Regions from separate parts of the Homo sapiens genome. Here region 1 is linked to region 2. A link is a loop called in an ENCODE intact Hi-C map of the cell type or tissue named here. Cell type or tissue: gastrocnemius medialis. All regions are shown on one strand. Region 1 overlaps IL6R (interleukin 6 receptor). Region 2 holds the start of TPM3 (tropomyosin 3).

Region 1 (5,000 bases), 220 kb after region 2:
GGGGGTGGGGATGGCTCAGCAGTGATTGGAATGCAAGAGTGGGGACTTTGGGGCCTGTATGAAAAAGTGTTATGGCAGAGTGACACACCTACGAAAGAGTGTGGTCAGCATAGGCCTCACACTGGGTGGGTTTTTACAAACTGAACACATGCATGGAACCACCATTCAGAATAAGAACTGAACAGAAGCATCCTCAGGGGAGCCCTGAAATCCCCCTATGCACACCCCTCAAACCTCCCCTTATCCCTCCCAGCTGCTCCATCCACACCTCCACGTGACTTCTTAAATCTTCAGCTTTGCTGCCTCATAGCTAAGGGGGTCAGGGAGGGGAAGCTGGGGGGTCTGTAGATATGGAATGGGGGTGCGTACATCAGGTCCCTCCCTCTCCCTGCCCTCCTGCCACCTTCCAGAAGCACATAAAAAAAATCTGACTGAGGGCCAGCCTCTTTGTTATACTCTGAGACTGTGCTCAGAGATAGAAGACAAGACCCCTAGGCCATGCTTCTGGGAAGGCAGAGGGCTGCGTGTTAAGCCTGGACCGAGAGTCCCAGAGCCCAGCTCCGGTCCTGACACCATGCACTGCTGTGTGACTTCTGGGCCCTGGTTCTCCTCATCCACCAAAATGAGCAGGTTGGCCTGAGTCGTCCTTAAGAGTCCTGTATAGCCTTAAAACAGCGCTCCTTATCTCAGCACCCTACACACTGGCTGTAGCTTCTCCTCACTGTCCCTTTCAGGACCAAAATACTGGGTGTATCCATCTGCAGGTACCAATGGCTTTCTTCTAAGGCCCTGCTGCGTCCTGCTTTTAATCTCTTTATTTCTCTATCTGCTCCTGGGGTTAGGTTTGGGCCAGGGAGTGGATTGTTTGCCCTCCTTAGATATCCTTTCTTTTTTTGAGACAGGGTTGCCCAGGGTGGAGTGCAGTGGTGCGATCTCGGCTCACTGCAAACTCCATCTCCGGGGTTCAAGTGATTCTCCTACCTCAGCCTCCCGAGTAGCTGGGATTACAGGCATGCACCACTATGCCCAGCTAATTTTTTTTTTTTTTTTTTTTTGAGATGGAGTTTCACTCTTGTTGCCCAGGCTGGAGTGCAGTGGCATGATCTCAGCTCACTGCAACCTTCCGGTTTCAAGCGATTCTCCTGCCTCAGCCTCCCAAGTAGCTGGGATTACAGGCACCCGCCACCATACCCGGCTAATTTTTGTATTTTTAGTAGAGACAGGATTTCACCATGTTGGCCAAGCTGATCTCAAACTCCTGACCTTGTGATCCGACCTTCTCTGTCTCCCAAAGTGCTGGGATTACAGGCGTGAGCCACTTCACCCGGCCTAATTTTTGTATTTTTTGGTATGGATGGGGTTTCACCATTTTGGCTAGGCTGGTCTTGAACTCCTGATCTCAGGTGATCCGCCAGCCTCAGCCTCCCAAAGTGCTGAGATTACAGGCGTGAGCTGCCGCACATGGCCTTAGATATCTTTTCCTCTAATTAGTTTATAATCTCTGAGAGTTGACCCAGGTTGTACCTTCTTGGACTGGAGCCAGGTGGTTATCTCTGATGCTGCCAGAGGAGGATTAGATGTTTTATCTCCTGAGTTGGTCACACGCGCACGTGGGTCTCTGAGTCAGCATTGAGCATTACCTGTTTATGGGTCCAAAGGAGCCTCCCTCCCAGACCCTCTCTCCAGCAGTGTACAGTCCATCGTGTGGATGGGAGGAAGGCAAGGCCAAGGTAAATACTGACTCAGACAAATACAAGCAGGTACAAGAAGTACAAATACATATGTGGGGGAGGAGGGAGCAGGGGCCTGCCAGCCAAAGCTAGTCATCTGAGAAGAGGGGGTTGCGGACAGGTGGGGCTGGGAGCTGAGTCAGAGAAGGTTGCTGGGCCTCCCATTAGAGCCTGGGAGCCTTGACTTGCCGTAGCCTGCGGCCTTGCCTCTTCCTGGACAGTGGCCGAGGGTGCCCTCTGAAATGTTAAGGAGAAATGAATGGGCCCAGATGGTGGGGTGACTTGGGGAGGACGCGAGATTTGGAGTCCAAGGGGAGGCAGTTTTAGGCTCTAACTCATCCTATACACGCTGCGGCTGTGGGGGAAGGGAGAGAAAGGCCAAGGGCACGACTCCTGGCTCCTGAGAGTCCCCAGTGCCCCATTAGGTTGGCAGCTGCAGTGATGGCGCTGACCCCCCCTTGTGCACACCCCTCAAGCCTCAGCATTCCCTTCCCTGGGCCTCTGAAGGGTGGAAAGATGTGAGAAGAGCAGGGAAGAGGAGAGGAAATTGGGAGAGGGGGAGAGAGAGGGTGGTGGGGAGCCCAGAGAAGGGAGCTGGGGGTGGAGCATGGAGAGGTACCTGGGCCAAGTAGAGAGAGGCTTTGGCCAGGCTCATCTGGGTCCAGCGTGGATTCCCTCATGCATGAGCTGTGTGAATTTGGGCAAGTTCCCTAACTTCTCTGATCTCTTGTTGCCTCAACAATGAAATGGGGACAAGACTTCCTCCCTGGCAGACTTTTTGTGAGTAGTGTGCTCTTAGGGAAAGCCCAGGGCGCAGGGTAAGTGTCCCAGTTGCTAATGATTGTTATGGTTATTATCACATCAAAGCCAGGAGCCAGTCTCAGTCCAAAGATGGAGAATGCAAGAACAGGTGACCAAGAGCACTGGGACTTGTCCTAGCCCTCGTGGGACCAAATTCTATACTTGTTTCCATGTGGACACAAGGTGTCCACAGGCTTCTCCTGGAGGCTTCTCAGCACCCACCTACTTTTAGATCAAGACCATTATTGCTGACAGGGGACCTTTGTTTCCTCTGTAGCCCCTTCTGAAATCCTATGCCTTTGCAACCCAAGAAGCTGGGTTAGGCTGGGGGCCTCCTGTGCTGCCAGCTGGCCTGGGCAGCGGGGACCTGCGTCTCTGCTCAGAAACTGGGGTGGTGAGATGGGATTAGCAGGCACGAGCCAAGCCTGTGTCCTCGGTGGCAGGCCAGGCAGCTGGTTCACCGCTTACATAAACGGGGCCAGGAAGCTGAACTTGTTTTTGCTGGCAAGAGCTGCGGCAAGCTGCAAGAGAGTTGAGAAATATGTGTCTCCGTGTGCGTGTTTTTCTCTGGTTATTGACATTTGCAAGTTTACTTGAAGAGGGGGAAAAAGTAGAAAAACAACAAAGCTGTTTGGATTCCTGGCACCCAAACTTAGGTCCCAACTGGGGAGGAACCCCACTTTCCCAGAGCTGTGCTGCAGGGTCCCCAGACCAAAGGGTGTCTGGGCCATGGTGGGGGTCCCAGTGTCCCTGGGAGGGGGAATCCTAGGCCACCGGGGCAGGGAGATATGGGCTTGCTTGTTGGGAGTTACTAGGACCTAAACTCTCTTTCCCTTGAGGAATGGGAGGCAAGGGAGGTTGTGGGAATTTTCCCTCCCCTAGAGCTCTCCAGGGAGAAAGAAGCATTTTTCTGAGGGCACTGGGATGATCTGGTCATCATCCTTCTCCCAAAGCCATCAACTATTAAATAATAAATCCATAGATTCATTATGTGTTTTCAAGCTGAGTATTGTTTGCTTCCTGCCCTCTGAGAGCTAATGATTGGGCGCCATGGGATGCTAGACCGCAGGAGTGGGGGCCTGTGGGGGATCTACAGGTCACAGTCTGAATCCTCATTTCACAGAGAAGGCCAGTGGGCTCTGCCAGGGGCGGTGACGTGCCCATGGCTGCCTGTGAGTCATCACAAGACCAGGAATAGAACTCAGGTCACCTGACAGCACAGAGCTGTTTCCTCTACACCAAGGGGCCTCCTGCTTGTGGAGATGTACTTTATTTTATTTTATTTATTTATTTATTTATTTATTTATTTTCAAGAAGGAGTCTCGCCCAGGCTGGAGTGCAGTGGTGCAATCTCAGCTCACTGCAGCCTTCGACTCACTGCAGCCTCTGCCTCCCGGATTCAAGCGATTCTCATGCCTCAGCCTCCTGAGTAGCTGGGATTACAGGCACACACCACCAAGCCTGGCTAATTTTTGTATTTTTAATAGAGACAGGGTTTCACCATGTTGGCCAGGCTGGTCTCGAACTCCTGACCTCAAGTGATCCACCCGTCTCAGCCTCCCAAAGTGCTGAGATTACAGGCGTGAGCCACTGCACCCTACTGAGATGTACTTTATATTAAAGAACAAATCAAGGCAGACTGTACGTTTGTGTCAGCCCAACCCCACACAATTAATAGTCAGTGATTAAACTGACCAGACCAGACCAGACACCAACACTGACTGTTGAGGAGGAGCTTGGGGGTTTGTTTTCGGGAGGCAATACTGCCTCCTTTTGTGATCTTAGTCCCAGGTGAGGTGCTTCCTTGTCCTCTCTGCAGAATCCCATTCTTTCTTAGCCTGGGCTGAAGCTGCTCCCTCCCTGTATGTGACCCTGGCCTTGGCGCAGTCCTTGGGTGCTCTTCCTCCCTCCTGCCTCTGCGCTGCTTCATGATGCACAGGAGCCAAGGAGGGGCAGGGGACAGTCGGTTTTTTCTCAGGGAGATTGGAAGAGAACAGAAACAAGAAGCAATGGAATGCTCCTGTCCTGGAGGTTGGTGGGGCAGTGGGGAGAGGTGGGGAAGCCATTGAGCCTGCACATACTTTTGACAGGCTTGGCTCATGCCTGCCAACCCCATCCCACCGCCTGGGTTTCTGAGCAGGGACATGGGTCCCCACTGCCCAGGCCAGCTGGCAGCACAGGATGGCCTCCAACCTAACCCAGGCTCTTGGGTTGCAAAGGCATAGCATTTCAGAAGGGGCCACAGAGGAACCAAAAGTCCCCCTGCCTGTGGAGTCAGGCCTGATCTCTTTGAGGGTGCTCACACCCTCCATGTTCCCCTGTAGGTCTTCCTTCCCTCCTTACTGCATTTCAGATACTCCAGACACCAGCCCTCCCCAGAACTCTCACTGTTTTTTGTTTTTTTGAGACACAGTCTTGCTCTGGGTCCCAGGCTGGAGTGCAGTGGCACAATCACAGCTCACTTCAGAC
Region 2 (5,000 bases):
GGGCTGCTGCCTGAGTGACCAGGAGGTCCCCAGACTTGAGTCTTTATCTGTGCTCATAGCTCCACCTTTTGTTCCTAATATGGTCTTTCCAGCTCCCTCCACCCCATCATTGTTCTCCTGGGGGAACACAGGGTGAGACGCTTTGATGAACTGACATCACCAGCAAAAAAAATATCTAGCAACAGCTGAGGCTGATTTTAGACAATGGAAAGTGGGGGAGGGAAGAGGTTCTCCCTGACCCTGAAACTTTCCACTCATTCTGGGCAGCTCTATGGATGTTTTAAAAGAAGAGGAAGAGGGGAGGGAAGAACATTGAAATAGAGAAGTGTACTTTGGCAATTCTAGGTTGGCAGTTTGCATCCAGGGGGTCCTGGTTGCCTTTCAGCTTCCCGTTTCACTCTCCCCCAGACTGTGTTGAATGCTGGTCAAACTCCGTTAGTTGAGTTTTAGCTTTTGATTCCTGGTATTCAAGGAGCTTGGGCACAGGGAAGAGGGGAGGTCACTCATGATCCTTAACAATTCTCCCAGATCCCCAGATCAAATTGCTGTGCTATTCTGGGAGTCTCCGATTGGCAGGGAGACGTTTTTCCTCCCCACCAAGAGCCACAAGAGTAGAGTAAGAGGTAGGGTTGGAATCTCCAACCCTATCCTTGAAGGCTATCCCAGAGCTTCAAGTGGGGTGGGGAGAGAAACAGGGGAGGGTCAGAACAATCCAGACAGGATCATACCCTTTGTTTTCCCACAGTAATCTTAAAATAGAACTGTTGTACCCACACAGACTTTGGTCTGTGTGGCTCTCTCCTCTTCTTCCCTTTATCTTCTCCCTTCTTAATTCTCCCCAACGCTGCCACTCACCACATCATCGTAATCATCATTATCAGCTCTATTCTTTCCAGTTTAGTTCCAGACCATGTTTATTCTTCCATTGGGAGCCTTGTTACTAACAGGTGGCAAGGATACCAGTCCACTGGCACCATACACCTGAAAATATGCCAAGGGAGAGGTGGGCACTGTTCAAGGTGACCAGATATATTGGACAAATATAAATGGCTCTAGTTAGTCATTTATGTCAGGATACTGAGAGTTAATGCTAAGCCCCAGCAATGGGGGAACGGAGACACCCACCAGGCCAGTGGGTAGAGCAGAGCTGGAGTCCACTATTGAGAGCTTCCAGTCACTAGAGGTAGATAGGCAGATAGACCATCAGCTGACTCTCGACAGAGAGAGGAGAAACCAAGTCTCCTTTCTCTGGAGATTAGCCAGGGAAAGGGGTTAGGGAACAGGGAGAGGAAGGAGTGGAAAATGGGGGGGGGGTGGGCAAGTGAATAAGGGGGAGAAAAATACGAGGACAAGAAAAGGCAAAGAAATGTCCCTTCTAGTATAAGGGGACAAGAAATAGAAAGATTCTATCCTCAAATTCCAACTCTCTCCCATTCCCACACCAGCCCTCTTAGGTTAAGATTGAAATGCACATAGGTTGCAGCTACTGGACTTTTGGGGGGGTCCTGGAGAGAAGAGGTTCAGTAAAAGAGACAGGAGCCCCAGAGATTGAAGTATGAAAGAGGGTGGTGCTGAATCACCTGCTGCTGTAAGAATATGTTTGACATTTAGTTGGTTCCTAATTAAACAACCCAATATCAAACATATCACACAGAAGCAGGCAGGAGAGCTTTGGGGGTCATCTGCCTTCCTTCCAGTTGCAAAGAAAGAATAGAGCAGACACCAGGCACCAATCATGTCTAGGTGGAGAGCCATCTCCTTGAGGAAGGGTACTGGCTCCTGCTCTTCACCTCCCAAGACAGCCAGCTCTTGCTTATTGTCCTACGTGTCATCCCTGCCTCAGCTCCTCCTCTACAAGCTCCTGGCCTTTGCTGGATCACGTTGGCCTAAACCAGGAAGAATACCTGGCAGGGCTCCACATCCGGGCAACTATCGTTCCCTAGAGCTCCCACACAGAGCTTCTCACCCTGATGTCACGGCCCCAGCGCCCAGAGGATCAGCCGTGTCAGCAGCTCCTCATCAAAATTGCCACCTGCTCTCTTCAATGCCATTCCAGCTGCCCTGAGGCTTTCCGGGGTGGGGGCAGAGGACTTGTACACCCTGCTTTACCTTTCCAACAGAACTCCTAACCTTCCCAGATCACCCCCACAAGACTACTGAGGTCCGTTCAGGAGGCACCATCCTGGCACCGTCCTGCTCTTAAGTGCTGCAGATGCTTGGCTTCCCCTTTCTGCCAGCTTAACCCTTCTCACCTTCTCCCCATGTCCTCCAGGCATCCTCCTTAAAGTCACCCTTGGATGTCCAGAACAGAAGAATAACTTGTCTCCCTGGCAGGCTCCATCGTGGGCTCCAGAAGAGAAGACTTATAGTTCCCCACCTTGCCTGGCAGAATTGAAACTAAGGCTTTAGACTGAGGGTAAGAGAGGAAACTTCTGCCAGGAAGCAGCCTGCAGTCCACAGGAGTCCTCTCCTCTTCTAGGGCTTTTTACCAGAACTCCAGGCTGCGTTCTCCAAGGGTCTTCCCTCACAGGGATCCAGCCGGATTCCCACATGGGAAATTTCTCTTTTGGAGAGAATCAGGTCTGTTGAATGTCATGTGGCAGGCAGATGCTTCTCTCCACTGTGGCAGAAAAGAGCCCAAGTTATAGCTGCATTGGGGGCTGGGGGGCTTGAGTGGAAGTGTGGGGGTGGGAGGAGGACACTCTGCTTCAGCCCCTAGGCCTGTTCCATGTGTCCTTGTTCCCATTCCAGACACCCACCCCAAACCCCAGCATATACCAACTCCACAGTGTCCTTGATCTAGATCAATAGCTTGTCCCAAGCCCCAGTCAATTCCTGTTGTGTGGCTCTTGCCTTTCAGGGGAAGACTAACAAATCGGCATATACAGGCCCCAAGGTAGGCATCTGTGATGTTGTCTTATGTCTTTGTTCCTTTTTGGCTCCTAAAGGGGATGTGTATGTAATTTGTACTTTCTTGCTCTCCCTTCTTACCCTTAACCCCTCAAGTTCTAGTTCCCTTCTCTGAGAAGCTTACCCACATTCAAGAATCAGAAGCTGGAGGAAGAGAGGCTGGGAAAGAGACTAGCAGGAATGAAAGGACTTTAATGTTTGGGGCACTAGAGGAACAGAGAGGCAGACTGGGAATATGGATGCAGGGGAGAAGCAGCTGTCTTGGAAGGAGAGTTTGTATGGCATACCTAGGCAGAAACATCAGATGGCCTTTGATACAAGCCGTTTAGCTCTCCTGGAAATATCTACTATGTAGCCATTTCAAACAGGACTGAGCCCCTCTGAGCCAGAGGAGCTGGTTATAGCATTCGCCACAGAGGGAAGAGGGGCTGAATGGGTATGATGGGGTGATGTTATGAGAGCAGACAGAATAGATAGAGAGGATCAGAAGAGATGGGCTCTGTAGGGGGCCAACCTGCCAATACTGGAGCCAGCCTGGCACTGACAAGCCCTGGGGGAAGAGGCCAAGGTCAGGGATCAAGGCAGAGGGGATGGGGCATTCTGTGGGTTCAGATGAACAGAGGAAAGAAGAATAGCAAAATAGAAGGAGTTGGTGAGGGAGTCTGGTTGGAGGTAAGGGGAGCCCATGTAATGGAAAGGAATGAAGGAAAAAAACTATCATAGGAGCAAGAAAACATCATTATGGGTTACCATTTATTGGACATTTTGTGCTACTTGCTGCTAAGTGCTTTATTTAATCCCCACAGCAACCCAATGAATTAGGCATTATCTCCCTTTTTACATACAGCATAAAGAACTGTAACCCAGAAAATTAAAATAATTTGCACAAGGCCACACAGTCAGTGACAGAGCCAGCACTGAAACCCAGATCTGTCCAGTGTTAAAGCCTGTTCTCCTAACGCCAAAATATACTGCCTGTGTAAAAGAAGCAATAAGCGGCCTGGGAGACAAATATGGGGGAAGATTTAAAAAGTGAAGGTGCAGTCCGGGTGTGGTGGCTCACGCCTGTAATCCCAGCACTTTGGGAGGCCGAGGCAGGCAGATCATGTGGTCAGGAGTTTGAGACCAGCCTGGCCAACATAGTGAAACCCTGTCTCTACTAAAAATACAAAAAAATTAGCCAGGTGTGGTGGCAGGTGCCTGTAGTTCCAGCTACTTGGGAGGCTGAGGCAGAAGAATCACTTGAACCCGGGAGGCAGAGGTCGCAGTGAGTCAAGATCGCGCCACTGCACTCCAGCCTGAGTGACAAGAGAGATTCCGTCTAAAAAAAAAAAAAAAAAAAGTGAAGGAGCAGCTGGCTATTTGGCTCATGCCTATAATCCTAGCACTTTGGGAGGCCAAGGCAGAGACTGCTTAAGCCCAAGGGTTCGAGACCAGCCTGAGCAACACAGTGAGACCCCCATCTCTACAAAAAAAAAAAAAAAAAAAAAAAAAAAAGCCAGATATGGTGGCATGTGCCTGTGGTCCCAGCTACTCAGGAGGCTGAGGAGGGGGTATTGCTTGAGCCCAGGAGGTCGAAGCTGCAGTGAGCCATGATTGTACCAGTGCACTCCAGCCTGGGCAATGGAGCGAGACTGTCTCAAAAAAAAAAAAAAAAAGGCTGGGTGCGGTGGCTCATCCCTGTAGTCCCAACACTCTGGGAGACTGAGGTGAGCGGATCACAATGTCAGAAATTCAAGACCAGCCAGGCCAATATGCTGAAACCCCATCTCTACTAAAAATACAAAAATTAGCCGAGCGTGGTGGTGGGCACCTATAGTCCTAGCTACCCAGGAGGCTGAGACAGGAGAATCGCTTGAACCCGGGAGGGGGAGGTTGCAGTGAGCCGAGATTGCACCACTGCACTCCAGCCTGGGTGACAGAGCGAGACTCCGTCTCAAAAAAAAAAAAAAAAAAAAGCGAAGGTGAGATGAAGCTTCAGAAAATAGAGGGCCGGGGAGGACACAGGCAGACAGAAGGAATGAGCGACTCAGTCTCAGGTTTCTGGGTCAGATCCAGGTCACATGTTTTGTCTCCTATAAAACTTACAC

What was found. A loop is a pair of places that touch in the nucleus more often than their neighbours do. Peaks named below come from ENCODE experiments on the same cell type or tissue, not always from the same donor. Only the 100,000 strongest peaks of a DNase experiment are listed, where the experiment ranks them.
Region 1: it touches region 2 in a loop (3-fold over the local background); 2 of 110 quality-filtered maps call a loop at or near these places.

What each region holds. Positions count from the first base shown.
Region 1 is chr1:154,416,703-154,421,702 of GRCh38, forward strand. The region is part of intron 1 of IL6R (interleukin 6 receptor); the gene reads left to right. Among named protein-coding and RNA genes, the nearest start is that of IL6R-AS1, 13 kb to the left of the region's middle. RefSeq lists an enhancer at 1,511-2,024. In gastrocnemius medialis, no CTCF peak of the experiment used is centred here; DNase peaks (open chromatin) are centred at 1,709, 2,399, 2,979, 3,679 and 1 weaker place; H3K4me3 peaks cover 1,969 bases; H3K27ac peaks cover 5,000 bases.
Region 2 is chr1:154,192,085-154,197,084 of GRCh38, forward strand. TPM3 (tropomyosin 3) reads right to left here and starts at 16. Exons shown (of 10, transcript NM_152263.4): 1 at 1-16. It overlaps MIR190B (microRNA 190b), which reads right to left and starts at 1,659; the gene lies at 1,581-1,659. In gastrocnemius medialis, no CTCF peak of the experiment used is centred here; DNase peaks (open chromatin) are centred at 57, 552, 1,927 and 4,957; H3K4me3 peaks cover 876 bases; H3K27ac peaks cover 5,000 bases.